Regions from separate parts of the Mus musculus genome. Here all the other regions are linked to region 1. Evidence: chromatin loops called from intact Hi-C (ENCODE). Cell type or tissue: left cerebral cortex. All regions are shown on one strand. Region 1 has its middle 170 kb from the start of Gm23970. Region 2 overlaps Etl4 (enhancer trap locus 4). Region 3 has its middle 4.2 kb from the start of Gm23970.

Region 1 (5,000 bases):
TGCTGCAAATAGATTTTCTAGTTAAGGGTTGAGAGCTCTACTATCTCCACAGGCATATGTATAAGAATAAGTGTTTAAAGCACAGTTATAACTTAAACTGGATTTTAGCTATTGGGGATTATCTTCTAGGTTCTTTTGCTTCCTAAATGTGGGTACTTTGCTAGATTTATAGTACCATGCTGAGGTTTGCTTTTTTGCTGTGTATTGTAATGCTAAATACTAAATAATCTCAAGGTCTGGCTGCCCCAAGATGAGAGAATCCTCAAGTTTAGGGCCCCCAATGGAGGAGCTAGAGAAAGTACCCAAGGAGCTAAAGGGGTCTGCAACCCTATAGGTGGAACAACAATATGAAATAATCAGTACCCCCAGAGCTCGTGTCTCTAGCTGCATATGTATCGGAAGATGGCCTAGTGGGCCATCAGTGGGAAGAGAGGCCCCTTGGTCTTGCAAACTTTATATGCCCCAGTACAGGGGAACACCAGGGCCAAGAAGTGGGAGTGGTTGGGTAGGGGAGGGGGAGAGGGTATGGGGGGACTTTTGGGATAGCATTTGAAATGTAAATGAAAAAATATCTAATTTAAAAATATTAAAATAAAACCTACTGGTTGAATAAAGATGCTAACAGCCTATAGCTGGGCAGAAGAGAGATAGACAGAGTTGGGGTCTGAGGAGAGACCATGAAGGGAGATGAAGAGAATGTGGAGGAAAGAGATACTATGGGGTAGGTGAGTCATGAAAACACGGCCATAGGGCCTGACCAGTAGAAGGTAGGCCCAGATGGAATATAACAAGTCATATCTTAGAGTTGTTGACAAGGAAATAGATATAATAGCACAGAGAGTAGATATTTGCTTTGCTCTACTTTTTAAAAAAGGCTTATCATAAATATAAAAGGTTTTATGTCTTTTATCTGGGAACTGAATGATAAAAGGTGGGGTCAAAAATCCCCTCAATTTAGAGTAAATATTTACTACAACAGCACCAGGTATAAGTTCTGTCTTACTAAGTGAGCTTTAAGTTTAATTAGGCAGCTGTTGGTTATACCCAATATAGGAATGCCACAACTATACCTTTGGAAATGACTATGTCCTGCAAGAGATGAATGGAAACAGGACTCAGAAGAATCTAGCTTGAACTGACCTGAAATCCTCTCCCTTGGGAATTTGTTCTCATGGTACCAGAAATGGTGTAAATGGGGGGGGAAAGGTTCTATTCCGCTGTGATACCTGTGAAACAGCAGTGACCAACATAGGAAGATAGGCCCAGAGATTCAGTAGTGCCACTTATATCTTAAGTGGTGATCGACAGCTACCTAATTGGACTAACGCCTGCTCTCTGAATCTTGTTATTTGAGAGAATGAGAAATCTCTGTCCTCATGCAAGCCCAGAAGGTCAAAAATACCTCTTAACCTTGAGGGTATCTTGTCTTCTCTGGACCTTTGGCTCTGGCTTTGCACTTCGCACTCTCTCTGGATTTGCAATGGAGATGACTTGGAGTTTGCTGGTGCCTCTCTCTCTTTTCTGCCTACTCATCTGCTATTCCTGGCCCAGGTACACCCAGGCCCTTGATTCCACATATCCAGAAGCTTCATGCCACTAAAGCACTACAGAATTCTTGTCCTTAGTATAATCCCAGGATGCATTCTTCACATCGGTTCTTCTGGCTCCTGTGCTACTGTTATTCTTTCTCTACTTGTTGATGAAGCCAGCTTTGGCATGAAGGATTGGAAGATCAGCTGACAAACGGGCTGAAGAGAACTTTGGCAAAGCTTGCCCTGCCCCAAGAGCATGGTGCCTCTCCATTTGTGTTGGCACTGGGATTGGGGCTGTACCAAGAATGAGAAAAAAATGGATTTGCCTAAATCTCTGGCTTATCTATATAGTTCTTCATACAGAGATTTGTTTTTCTCCATCTGTTACCAAACCAGGGCTTTCCTGGCAATCAGCCTGGCTCAAGATACAGTGGCTAGATCATTGTTTCACATAAAGGTTGGTATTTTCTAACATCTGCAGCCTAACTATTGAGAAAATGAATAGCTGTCAATCCATTCAGGAAGAATATTTTTCATTTCTTTTTATGAGATATCTGTTCTTCCTGAGCGTCTCCAGGCTCCCATGCCTCCTGTACTGCCAGGATGCTAGCAAAAGCTCTCTTGGATATAATTGTTAACCAAAAAATAAAAGAAAAAACCTATCATTTAATAACTAAGGTTGAGGCCATACTTTCTACGTGTATTTTTAAATAATATTTGAAAAAGTATATTTCCCATGAAAAAACTATAATGTTTTTTTCATCAAAATAGGCTTGTTCTAATGTCAATTTTCTGCCTGGATAAAAGTAAATGGCTATTAAACACTGCTGCAGGCACTGTTGTCATTGGAATTAAACATTCTCTGCTCTAATAAATAATTTCATAAAAACACAAAATCATCTAAGCAATGGTAGTCCAGGTTTTTTCTTTTTTTAAAAAAAAAACAACTTTATTTTTATAGACATATTTTCAGTCCTGGGTACATACATTTGCATTATAATGTGTGAGCATGAAATGTTGATTTTAGAATGAGTCTTAGATATTTTGAAAATGCAGTATAGCCACCTACCTGTTAAAAGTGGTCCAGTGTCTAAGTAAGGAGTAGATGACTCTTCTGTGTGGGAAGATGGCATATGTCTGAATTGAAAATTAAATCACATTCAGCACTACTGAATTGCTATTCACTTGAATAACATCAGGCCCTCATGGAGGGAAGTATGGTGTCCTGTATAATGGGTTCTAGTCAGCTGATATGGTTTCAAGTGGGTGGCCTGATGGCACTTGCTCCTCCAATAGTTTATTTATACTCTCTGAGCTTCACATTGGTTGGACAGAGAAATGGAAGGATCATACTAGATTGAAGTTCCAAACTGCAACATTGCACATGCTGGCATGTTTCACTCTGCTGAAAGGTAAATCACTTATTGCTACTAGAAATAAACTCTGCTGCTTGCAAATGAGCCATGGCTGCAGTACAGGGAAGCTTCATTCGGAGAGGCTGTTTACATCAGTTCACCTTCTGATGCTGACTTTTGCAGAGGAAGGAAGAGAGAATGAGAATTATGGTTGCAAAATCCAATTATAATTAGCATATAGAAAAAAGATAAACATGAGGGTCACTGTTAACACTCTGTAAACAAGATGTGCAGCTAACACCAAGAATTTCAAATGACAGATTTCATTATTCAAATACCTATGGAATATTTTCAGGGGTGCTGTTACCAGTAAATTCCTGACTCTTTGATTTACTGGCCAGCACATTTTTGCTGATGTTTTGTTGATATTTGGTCTCAAGTTTAAGTAATTATTCCTGGGATGATTTTTCCCTTCTACTCCCTGTGGCCCAATACCTTCTCTGATCCTTCTCACATGCAGAGGAAAGGTGACCAAGGAGACAGTTAATGACTACATCTAAGTGTGAAAAATGTGCCAGAGGCACAGTTTGCGGCTGCTCACTGGTTTACCATGGAGACTGGGATTTCCTGACACTTGGGAAGTGAGTTGCAAATTCCATGTTTTCATACTCTAAATTGTCTTAGCCTTAAAATATGATCGACAATGGTACAAAATATTGAATTATACCTTAAGGGATGGCCTCCTAGTGATACCATGAAACACTAAACACACTGCAAGAAACACTATGTTGGAAAACAACAAGCAGAGACAGGAGACAGCAGCAAGTCTTGTTTACTGATTCCTGTGTACCACCCAAGGGCTACATTTCATATACATCAATTCATGAAGTTCTTATGATACTCTAAGGTAAGATTAGCATCTGTGCTTTATAAATGTGCATGCCTGAACTCAGAGAAATAACCCAGTACCTAGGGACTAGATCACACACACACACACAGAGGAAAAGCTTTGGCTCCACATCAAGGCTTTTGGCCACTCTCCTGTGCTGTGTTATCATGCCTTTGGATAACTGGGATTGTGACAGTTTTCACAAAACTGACCTTAGAAGTCACTCTCTTTATCCCAAGAATAGATTGGAGAAAGCCAATAAAATGGAGTATGTGACTAACAAAGGCAGTGAAGGTCCTGGAATTTGAACCTTGGTCTTTTAGACCATCAAAGCACATACTTAACTCTGTCACATAATATGTTCTGTAGAGTTGGAGGACTTGAATGGAAATGACCATGGAGTTTTCATCTTTCCACTTACTGTCTTTATCATGTCATCAAGTGCCAGAATTTGAACATCTACAGTGCACTTGCTTGCACTATGTTTTGAAACATACATCCCAAATAAGAGACTATCCATGTCTAGCTTCCTCGGCCCTCAGCTGAGGGCCAATAGTCTGCAGGCTCTCATCCTACCCCTTCAGTCTTCAGTCAATCAGAGCCAAGCTTTACAGGAGAGCCTGTCTTTTTGCCCACCTTCCAGGTAGGCCTCGCAATAGCAAAATTGCTAACCTAAGGTAGCTTTGTGAAGCTACAGGTCCCCTCCAGCCCCACTGCATAAGGTGGCAGCCCTGTCTTAGTGCTTACTTCTTACTCAAGCCTGTGACAGAATGGCCACTTTGATCTTGGGTACTCATCCTCCAGCAACACAGGCAGTTTCCCTCCTTTCAACACGATTATCCATTATCCTCAGTCTTTGGCTAGGAGACCCAAACATCTCACCACCACCCTCTAGAGTTGATGTATTGATGACTCTCTGAGTGTGGGGATTGGCCTGTCAATCACTATACCCTCAACAGGACTGTTTTTCAAGGCTGTAGCCATAACCTCAGGCTATTTCAGGGTTCAGGGTCTCTTATGAACCCTCAGGATTTGGTAACCTTTGTGAGGAGCACCAAGAACTAAGTATAAGTGCATAGCCACCATGTTGTTTACATTTTCTGTAGAAAATAGCAAGTGCTACACATGCCCAGTGTGCCAGACTCTGTGCTAAGTACAAGGCATACAAAACAGTGCAAGTTATGGACACAAATTCCAGTAGCTCTGCTCTTACTCATCCAGACA
Region 2 (5,000 bases), 180 kb after region 1:
GAAAGAGCCAGGCTCTACCCCCAAAGTTTCCCAAACCTCCCAAAACAGTACCATCAGCTCAGAGCCAGGAGTCCAACAATATGAACTGTGTGGGAATTTCATATTGAAACCCAGTCCGAAAGTCAGACACATCACAGAGCCAGCACACCAGACAGAAGGCAGGTCCTGGATATGAAGTTTTAGGAGTCATTGATAGGAAGCTACTAAGCTGTCCTTCAGCAACTTCAGAAGCAAGAACTTATAGTTTCCAGGTCAGTATCAGCTCTGATACACGAAGTTCCTGGGGTGACCAGGCTTACAAAACAGTGTCTGAGTTGAGAGAGCTAGAGTCTGCTTTGAGTCATCTGGGAAGTTTCAGGGCTGTCGGACTTGATCAGAAAAAGGCCACATGTGAATAAGGGGCTCTATGTACTGAAGCCTAGAGTGACTGGCTCTGTTCACTCTTCCAGAAGCTGCCAGACCTCAGAAATGGAATCGAGAGGGTTCTTCACCCTAGTGATTTACTCTGATTTCCCTTTGTACACATATGGACTCTATTTTCTACTGTCTTTATAAATATTGTTGTGACTGCCTCTGCCAAGCTACCTTTCTCACCCCAGGGAGAAGCCAAAGAGCAGACATTCCCACACCACCTCCCACTCCCTTCCTATTAGATACAACTGCAAGGGACAGGAGCAATTTGGCTAGTCAGAGTGATGTGTGTATGTGAGTCTTTAGAGAGCCAGGCTAAGCTCAGAGTCAGGGGGCTTCAATAAATAACCTGTGTCCCTCTCTGTGTGTGGTTGGGGCTGGAATGCCTTTCTCTTTAGAGTTGTCCAAAGTATCAAAGATCAAAGAGTCAACCATGGCTGGATGTGCTGCTCACTACAAAGCCTCCATTCTCTGTGGGAGGATTCTGGCGAAAGCAGCAGTAATTCTCTCTGGTGACTACTTGCTGATGGTTGGGGTTGGAGGGCTCTCAAAGAATTTACAACTACTTTAAAGGGCTTTTTAAAAAAAAATACAGATGAGAATTCACTTTCAAAGGAACTGAAAACTGGCATCTTTTTGGGTGTGGAATGTGGTAGAAGGGCGAAAAAAGTAAAGAAATTGACCCATTACCACATGGAATGTGGTTTGGGTTGGTCTGGAGGGGGAAGAGTGGCCTGTGTAATTTATACACCGTTGGGAAAGCACTAGAGGCAGCCTTTGATAAGCAGAGCAGAACATATCCAGAGATTTTTTTTTTAATCCCCAACTAGATAATATATTTGAAAAACACACTTTGAACTTAGTTTGCTAGGGTTTGGAGGCAAAAAAGTGTGTTTTGGTTTTCAGTATTATAGATAATCACAATGCACAAAGTGAGAGCTGTTCTCTGTCCCATCCATGTGTGCCTCATGCCTAACAGTTATGTGACATCTTTAATCCTCATAGTTGTGCCAAAGGGGAACGTTTTGTTACCTACCCATTAGAGAACAGGCTCTGCATGGCTGATGTCGTGCTTGCTTCAAGGTCATGCAGTTGTTCAGTGGAAAGCTGAGCATTTGAACAGAGCTCTGGAACAGAGAATATCTGACTACCATTTAGCCTGTGGTTAGTGCTTCTGGCTTCTGTTGCAGTGTCTGGCATTATGGAAGCTGATGGAACTCTTGCTTTCTGAACTTGAGAGTGTCACAGAAATATAACGATGGTTCAGGCTCAACTAGATGATCCCAAGTCCAATATGCCTTGCTCCTCATTGCACTGTATCACGTAAGCATGATGTGGCTTATAGACCTGCTTCATATCACAGGCACATTTTCCATTGGAAAGTGTCCTAAATTGTATGATAAAGAAACCATGTTAAGTGGGCTAGAGAGATACCTCAGTGGTTAAAAGCACTGGCTACTAATCCACAGGACCCAAGTTTGATTTCCAGAACCCATTTGGCAGCTCGTAACCATCTATAACTCCAATTCTAAGAAACCTGATGCCTTCTTCTGGCTTCTGTGGACACTGGCATATATGCAGGCAAAACATCCATGCAAATAAAATTAAAGAAAGCCTGTTTAGGTAAACACTTGATAATCCCATTACCTCTGAAAGGGCCTCTTGTTGGACAGTGTTGAAATTGCATGCAACATATAAAATTCTTTCACTGAAAGAAGCATCCAAACAGTGAACCCGGATGTCTGTGTGAGTGGCCTGTTCCTGTGGCCATTTTGGGTGGTGAGAGATAATCAGTCATTTCCTCTACAACACAGAACATAAGTAGGTCCTCCCTCTGGTATTCTCTGCACGGTGTTAGAAACCAATGTCTATGAGTGACGCTCGGCAGTGGTAGCCAAAAAAAAAAACAAAAAAACCAAAAAAACAAAAAACTTGAAATGCATTATTTTAATGACAATCATGTCATGTTTTAGCTCTCCAATCCTTGCAATATCTTCATTTTAATAAAAATGTGAAGAGTATGAGCCATTGTCCTGAGAGCCAAAGCTTAAGAAGATGATCTGAAAACCATAGGTACCTAAAAATAAAATGGTACCTTCTTTTGGCACTTAACATCTTTCAGGTTGCTTTTTTTTTTTTGTAAAGATCAGAAATAGAAGCAGTAGATTCTTTTATTCTTTTTTTAAAAATACTGATTTAATAGCAATGAAGAGCATCATCAAAATCCTTTGGCTTTTCTGCCTCCAAATTTTCTTGAAAGGTTTCACACATTCAGTGGAAGAAAGCGTGAGTCAGCCTTCCCTTCTCCAGACATGAAGCTTTGCAGAAATCGGCTGCCAGGTGTCACATGGTGCCGCATATGTTCTCAGCTCCGCGACAGGAAGGAAACGCGTGGTTGCTGAAAAGCAAGGGAAGCTGTAAAGAGCCAGGTGCCCTTCTTTCCTTCTCTGGGGCCTGGAGGGTTTTCCTGACTCTCTGATCTCCCCACTCTCACACCCTGTGGGATGGCAACCCCAGGTAGTGTTGGAGAGGAAGCGTGGGAAGTGGCGACTGACCAACAGGTAGGATTCAGAAGCAGAATGATGAAGCATTAAACAACCAGTTCTTAAAGGTGAAGCCCAGAGGCAATGGGTCTGTTCACCCTATGAGGGCCTATAATTTCCAGTGCAATTAGAAACTGGTCTGCAGCTGTGAAAACATGACCTCTAGTAGGCTAAGCTCTTTGGCAAAGGTATGGAATTAGGTAGAGAAGAATAACAAAGCCAGAAATTATAAGGATGCCCTTATATGCATAACTTCATACAATATATGAGACCTGTGGAATGTTACAAGGGTATTTTCATCTGGAATTTGTCTTCAACAAAGCATAAGAAAGAATCAGCTGGTTTTCCTAAAGGGACAGATTGCTGGGAAGTACTGTTGTCTCCGTGTTATCGTTGCGGAAATGAGATTCAAATAAGATGTGGGTCTCTCTTGAAGCAAAAGAAATCAGTAACACTGTGGTAAAAATGCAAGTCACCTGGGTGTTGTGCAAAAAGTGTACAGCTCGATCCATGATGCTTTGGGCTTCTTGAAGATACAGTTCTGCTCTTCAGTGCTTGCTATTTGCTTGTTGCATTGGATTGTCAGTCTGGATGTTTTTGTTGATCTTATGTTGTAAGTAAAACCAATGTGATGGACTAGCTGTGGCAGACGCAGCTACAAAACAAAAGCTTTTCTAACCCACTCTTCCCTACCCACCCACCCAGTAACATGTTTCCTGCAGTATCATTCCACCCTCAGGAGGACTTGATGATGGCATTTAATTTGTGCACAGAGTTAAAAAAGAAAGGACAGAAGATTTACCATACATAGAGAGTTCCAGGACATCCGTGGTCTCAAAAAATAAACAAAACAAACAAATAAAAAGAGTCACTATATACAGCCTGAAGAAAAAAAGCAAGCCCAATAATCCTCTTGGGTTTTGGCTTCATGTGAAACCTTACAAGTTGAAACCATCCAGAAGGGTCCTACATCTACAGCTCCAATCCTGCTTCAGGAGCAGCCCAGACGCAACCTTGAAACAAGTGTCTTTTTGCATAGAACTCTGGGACAGAATAAAAGGAAGACAGCAGGGGTCGGATTTCTCAGTCTCAGAAAGCCACACTGTTTGATGATAAGATAATGATCTCTTCCTCTTGCTTTACTAGGTAAAATTCTCCCTCGTGCTTTTGAATGAGGGATTTCCCCTAAACAATACCTGAGACCCGAGTTTAGTTCAAGCCCTGGAGATGATTAAAGCAAAGTCAGGACTTCCAGAGGGAAGCTGGGCTATAACACCTTTTATGATAAACTGTAATTTAGAAGCATCCTGTAAAGACAAGAAAAGTCCAGGTTTTAAATACAGCTTTAACAAAAGTTCAGCTTCATCTGGATTAAGCTGGAACATACTTTAAAAAAAAAAAAAGAACTTTTTTGATCATCAATCACATCCTACCCCATAATAAATAGTATTGATGTTTATTACCCTTGGATTCTCCATTTGCAAATTCACTTTCTCAACTAACTATATTTTCAGTCTCAGAGTTCATAATAATGGTGCTTTTGCAGACATTCAAAAGCAAGTACAGGGCAGAAATAAATTTGAGTTGCACAAAGCACACCATAAACATGTGTTCCTTTCACGGTCAGGGTAGTCCCATGCTTTTTTCTCCCCTTTTCCCCCCTGTACTCTCTATATCTTTGATGTCTTCATAGTGTAAAAAAAAAAAATGGAGCCCAGATTCAATGTTACAGTACTGGTCCATGGACCTAACTATACCTGTGTAAAAGGGAACATTCCATGTCCTGTGGAGAAAGCGGGTGGATTGGTTGAGCTTTCTTGAGGAGTAAATTACAATGCTTTTAGCTATCAGGTCAAAGTTAATGAATCAATTATACATCATAAATAAGAGATCTTTCAAGAGAATCAGACACAAAGTTATGTATTGAGTAATAGTCCAAAATATCATCCAACGCTAAGGAGCTATACTTCTTCTGAGGACACCCATTCAAGAGTCACCTATTCAATCTCCCTATTCCCAATACAAAACATAACAGTGACTAATGAA
Region 3 (5,000 bases), 170 kb after region 1:
CAGAGAACAGATTGACGGCTGTGTGTTTGCCCCAGGTAGTGTTCCTAATTTCGAGTAACATACTGTGGTTTGGCCTAGGAGACTGTGGGCTCACAGACTGCCTGTACCTGAGGGTAGCAACAGAACTAGATTGGCTGTGGAAATGAAGAAACGGGTAGAGTATGGGCAGAGCATGTTTCTCTGCTGCCCATCACTACAAGATACTCTCAACTATAGCCACCACTCAGCCCCACTGTCTTTGCACCATTCCCTCAGTACTTGGAGTAGAGCCAAGTTAGGCACCTGGACATTGCCCACCAAAGAGGCAGCCATGTAGGGTTCGGGGGGCACAGAGTTGACCCCCATTTAGCTTCCTTCAATTGTGAGATGCTGGAGCAGGTCTCTACAATGAAGAGAATTCTCCACTAATGGAAAGTAATTTTGAATGGTGGATCAACCCCCATATTCATTATAGAGGGGAAAATATTAAAATATTACAGTAATGAAAATTCATATGCTCTTTGTTAACTTATTAAGATTACTACAGAGCTCACAGCATTGCTGTAAGGATGCTTAATATCTTCTAATACTCTCTAGTGTTTTGCAGTTTTAAAACTCAGTTCAGGGAAAGTACGTGTCGTAGTCATTTTTCCTGTTGCTATGATTAAATTATCTGACAAAAGCAACTTAAGGGAGAAGGGGTTGATTTATTTCGCTCACAATTCAGATTATACTGCATTGCACTGGGCAAGTTGAAGTAGATGAAAGCAGCTGTTCCCATTCTGTCTAGGGCCAGAAGGAAAGAGCAGGAAAAGCATCTTGTTGCTCAGTTTTCTTTCTCTATTTCTACAATTAAAAATCCTAGTCAAGGAAAAGTGCTGTCCACCATGGGTGGGTCTCCCCCAACCTTAATTAACATAATCAACATAATCCCCTACAGGAGTAATCCAAGGCCTGTTTCCTGCCTCTGGATTCTGTCAGGCTGACAATTAGCACTCACCATCACAGTGTACTGTTTAACATGTAATGTCAAGTGTCGAGGAATGCAACATGCAGGTTGGTGACTGTTCTAGTTTGCTTTCTATTGCTGTGATGAGATATTCTGACCAAAAGCAACTTGAAGAGAAAGGGATTTATTTGACTTATACTTCCTGGTCACAACCAATCTTTGAAGGATGGCAAAAGCAGAACCCAGAGAGGAATGCTGGCAGAACCCAGAGAGGATGCTGGCTTGCTCGCTCTGCTCACAGAGGTGGTCACAGACCAGTCTCATCTGGACAATTCTTCAAGTGAGATTCCTTCTTCCCAGGTGACTCTAGGTTGTATCAAGTTGCCAACAATAACTAATCAATATGGAACCAGCTCTATGCTATGTAGTATATTGGGAGCTCAGTTAACTCTCAAACACCAGAAGACTATAATATGTTAGTGATTTTGCTGTCAAGGTCAAAATATTTGAATTAAAATTTTACCTTATTTATAATTTAAATAATATAGGTCAGTTGAGAGAATGGAATCATTATCAGTCATCTTTACTTAACAAATGGCATTACTTAAAATACTTAAAATTTCTTCTCCAACCCCTTCCTTTGTTTGTTTAGCATGCTTAGCATAATAATGTTGGTGAGAGAAAAGTAATTCAATGGATTTTTGTTGAATGGATGATTTAACTATATAATAAGTTTTACTTTTTGTATTAAAAAAAATAACTACAACATATTTTCTCACCAGAAGAGCTCATATTCTAGTGGAGACTATAAGTGGAAAGCACGTGCTTTCATAGGCATATGCTATAAGTGATGTGAACTGGACATTTAGACTTATTACCGTATGATAAGTCATTTACCGCATGGGTCACAAATACGTCTTCAGTGAGCAAGACAACTAAATGGCAAAGGAATGTTGTTATGGCCATCATTATCAGCTCCACTTTGTAGATGAGAGAACTGAATCTGTGAGTGGTCATCTGGCTTGCTCAGACCTGCCATGGATAAAGTGGTAACCTAAATACCAGGATCCTGAAGAACAGAGTGATTGCTGGGTGTGTGGTGGAGAAACGCTCCAGGATGTAAGAAACACGAGTGGACCCATGATGGGATGATGCTCTAAGTTCATCCTGTTGCTATGATAAAACACTTTGACCCACAGCCATTTAAAGGAGGAAAGGACTTGGTTCAGACTACACTTCCAGGTAGGAGTCCATCACTGAGGGATGGCAGAGCAAGAGCCATGAAGGATAACTGCTTCCCTGCCTGCTTTCTGGCTTTCTCACAGGCTAGCCTATAGCCCTCTATCTAGGGATGTTGCTGCCTACAGTGGGCTGGGATCTCCCACACCAATCATCATTCAAAGCAATCTATTACAGGCGTGGCCATAGGCCAATCTGATCTGGGAAATCTCCTGAGACTCCCTTTGATGACTCTGTGCTGTGCTGTGTCAAGTTGACAGCCAAAGTTAGTTGAGACAGATGATGTCTAAATTCAGGCCTGGTTGTCTCAGAAAGACATTCTTAGTCACTACATTCCATTGCTCTTTAGCAAGGATGAATTGGCTGTGGTCTAGCAGGAGAAAACCTGCTGCTCTGAGTCGCTCAAAGCTGTGTAGAGATATTTTTTTTTTAAGACACTGACATTTAAGATGAAGAGTCTGCTAAGCAAGCCAAAAAATATAAATGAAGGGGGCTTTTAACTCTATGGTTCTCCTTGATGCTCCTCCCTATAGCTTTCAGTCAATCTCATATTCACTCAAAGTTACACACACACAAACACACACACACACACACACACACACACACACACACACACACACACACACACACACATTCTTAATCTCTTCTGTCCCTGGAGCTCAGCTCAGACCAGCTCTAGGTCACATGCCTTTCTAGATTGCACCACCTCTGGCCAGCCACTGGGGCACATTGCTGAACCAACAAAGACAGCTTGCCCCTCTCCTAGGCTGGAGTATTCTTGTTGTGCCAGCCCTCCCTCGTGGACCACCCTGATGCTCTAGAGATGGGGAACTGTCTGCTAGCTCTGACCACCATCTTTGCCTTCATCAAACCAGTAATGACTAGCAAAAGTCTAAAGTGATGTATTTAGGAGGAACTATGTTTTTAAATTCTCTCCTTTTTATGTTCTTTCAATAACTTGGATGGGTGGTGGTGTTTGGTTGGTTGGTTTGCTTTTCTCAAGTAGTGTCTCATGAGCAAAAGGCTGGCCTCAAATTTTTTATATAGCTGGGGATGCTCTTAAACTCCTGATCCTCCAAACTGGAATGAGAGCCATACTTAAACCTTAAGTAGTATTTCTTTTACTCTAAACATTATTCACTACTTCGTATTTGGGAAAACTTGCGTGTTTTGTTCTTTTATTTCTATCTAATTTGAGGAACAAGGTTACATAACTTGGGAAAGATTGTTATAAAAATAGATTAGCTTAGATGTCCATCAATGGGCCCATGCATAGGATATAGAGAATGTTGCCTATATTCATTATAGTTTTATTCAACCATATACATGAATGAATTATGTCATTTTCAAGACAGTGGATAAAACTGGAGACCACTGGATAAGTGTATAACAAGAAAACAAAAATGAGAGTATTTTAGAAGAGGGGGAACAGTGGAAGGAAAGGGGGAAAGATGGCAATGGAGAGCCAAAGGATGTGATATGCTTGAATGAATATATTATGAAACCCATTAAACATATAACTAATACACAATTTTTTTTTTTTTGGTTTTTCGAGACAGGGTTTCTCTGTGTAGCCTTGGCTGTCCTGTAACTCACTCTGTAGACCAGGCTGGCCTCAAACTGAGAAATCTGCCTGTATATGCCTCCAAAGTGCTGGGATTAAAGGTGTGTGCCACCACTGCCCGGCCAATGGTATCATTTTTAAAGGTGAATTTTACAACTGCTTTTCCCATAAAGATTATGTTGTCATGGGATAACATTCTAATGGCTGGCTTGTTGTTTTGAATCACAGGCTATTTCAGTAATTTGGCTAATACAGTAATTTGCAATTTAAAAATTCATTAATTTATACTCGGTAGTTGCATAGTTCTTTTATTTCGAGATTGTCTGGTTTGTTAACAATAATTTAGAGTTCTGTTGACTTGTTAATATGTATCAACTTTCTCTCTCAATCCCATAAACTGGGTGACAATATTCAAACCATTTCAGGCTCTTTAGTTTTATTTAAAGAAAAGGGGGGGGGTTGTTGTCGCTTTGGGGGTTTTGTTGTTGTTATTGGTTGGTTGATTTGGTTTTGTTTTTTGTTTGTTTAAACCAAGTGCTTTACCTAAGTTCTTTAAACAACTGAATATGCATGGCACATGTTCTTAGTCACACATTCAAACACAACCTTTTGTGGGCTTCTACTTGACCATATTTAGTAACATAACCAAAGTTACCCCTGTTTAGATAAAATTTAATAAAACTGTATTGGGAAATTATTGTGCTTCTCAATTCTGTGCCCCAGTGAGTCTGAATTCTCCAGAATTGATTTACAGAATTATATCATAAAGGTAATTAAACAATGGGTTATAATTATTAATTACTTCATAATAAATCCCAGTAACAAGCAAATAATTAAGGCATGCATTTCCCTGTGCTTTTTCACAGTGCCTGTTTTGTACACACAATGTGGCTGCTGTATATACACAGAGTACCTGCTGTATACACACAGAGTGCCTGCTGGGGACACACAGCTTATCTGCTGTCTCCCATCTTACATTTCATGTTGTTCTTCTTCCTCTCATGCAGTGGCTTATGCAAGTGGGGTGAAGAAGAACATAACATTGAGGGTAAAAGACACTTATACCAATCTTTGGAACAGAAGGGAAGTGGACAGATCCTGTGGGGAAGCAGGTGGAGTTGTGACCTGTGGAATCAATGCAGGCTAGGGCCTTGTGTGGAGTCATGGGAGTTTAGGGTAGTCACAGCCAATGACAAAACTTAAGGAAAAAGAAAGGTAGGAATAGCTCAGGATTATTTGTGTCATGCACACAACATCTAACTCTTACCA

What was found. Peaks named below come from ENCODE experiments on the same cell type or tissue, not always from the same donor. Only the 100,000 strongest peaks of a DNase experiment are listed, where the experiment ranks them.
Region 2: a loop joins it to region 1, with 3 times the contacts of the local background. A loop is called at or near these places in 2 of 42 quality-filtered maps.
Region 3: a loop joins it to region 1, with 3 times the contacts of the local background. A loop is called at or near these places in 2 of 42 quality-filtered maps.

Annotation. Positions count from the first base shown.
Region 1 is chr2:20,109,140-20,114,139 of GRCm38, forward strand. It overlaps a transcript of Etl4 not described here. Among named protein-coding and RNA genes, the nearest start is that of Gm23970, 170 kb to the right of the region's middle. In left cerebral cortex, a CTCF peak has its summit at 2,577; DNase peaks (open chromatin) are centred at 1,602, 1,776 and 2,756; H3K27ac peaks cover 1,831 bases.
Region 2 is chr2:20,290,778-20,295,777 of GRCm38, forward strand. All of the region lies in intron 1 of Etl4 (enhancer trap locus 4), which reads left to right. Among named protein-coding and RNA genes, the nearest start is that of Etl4, 3.4 kb to the left of the region's middle. In left cerebral cortex, no CTCF peak of the experiment used is centred here; DNase peaks (open chromatin) are centred at 2,179 and 2,752; H3K27ac peaks cover 1,438 bases.
Region 3 is chr2:20,282,183-20,287,182 of GRCm38, forward strand. It overlaps a transcript of Etl4 not described here. Among named protein-coding and RNA genes, the nearest start is that of Gm23970, 4.2 kb to the left of the region's middle. In left cerebral cortex, a CTCF peak has its summit at 2,881; a DNase peak (open chromatin) is centred at 2,423.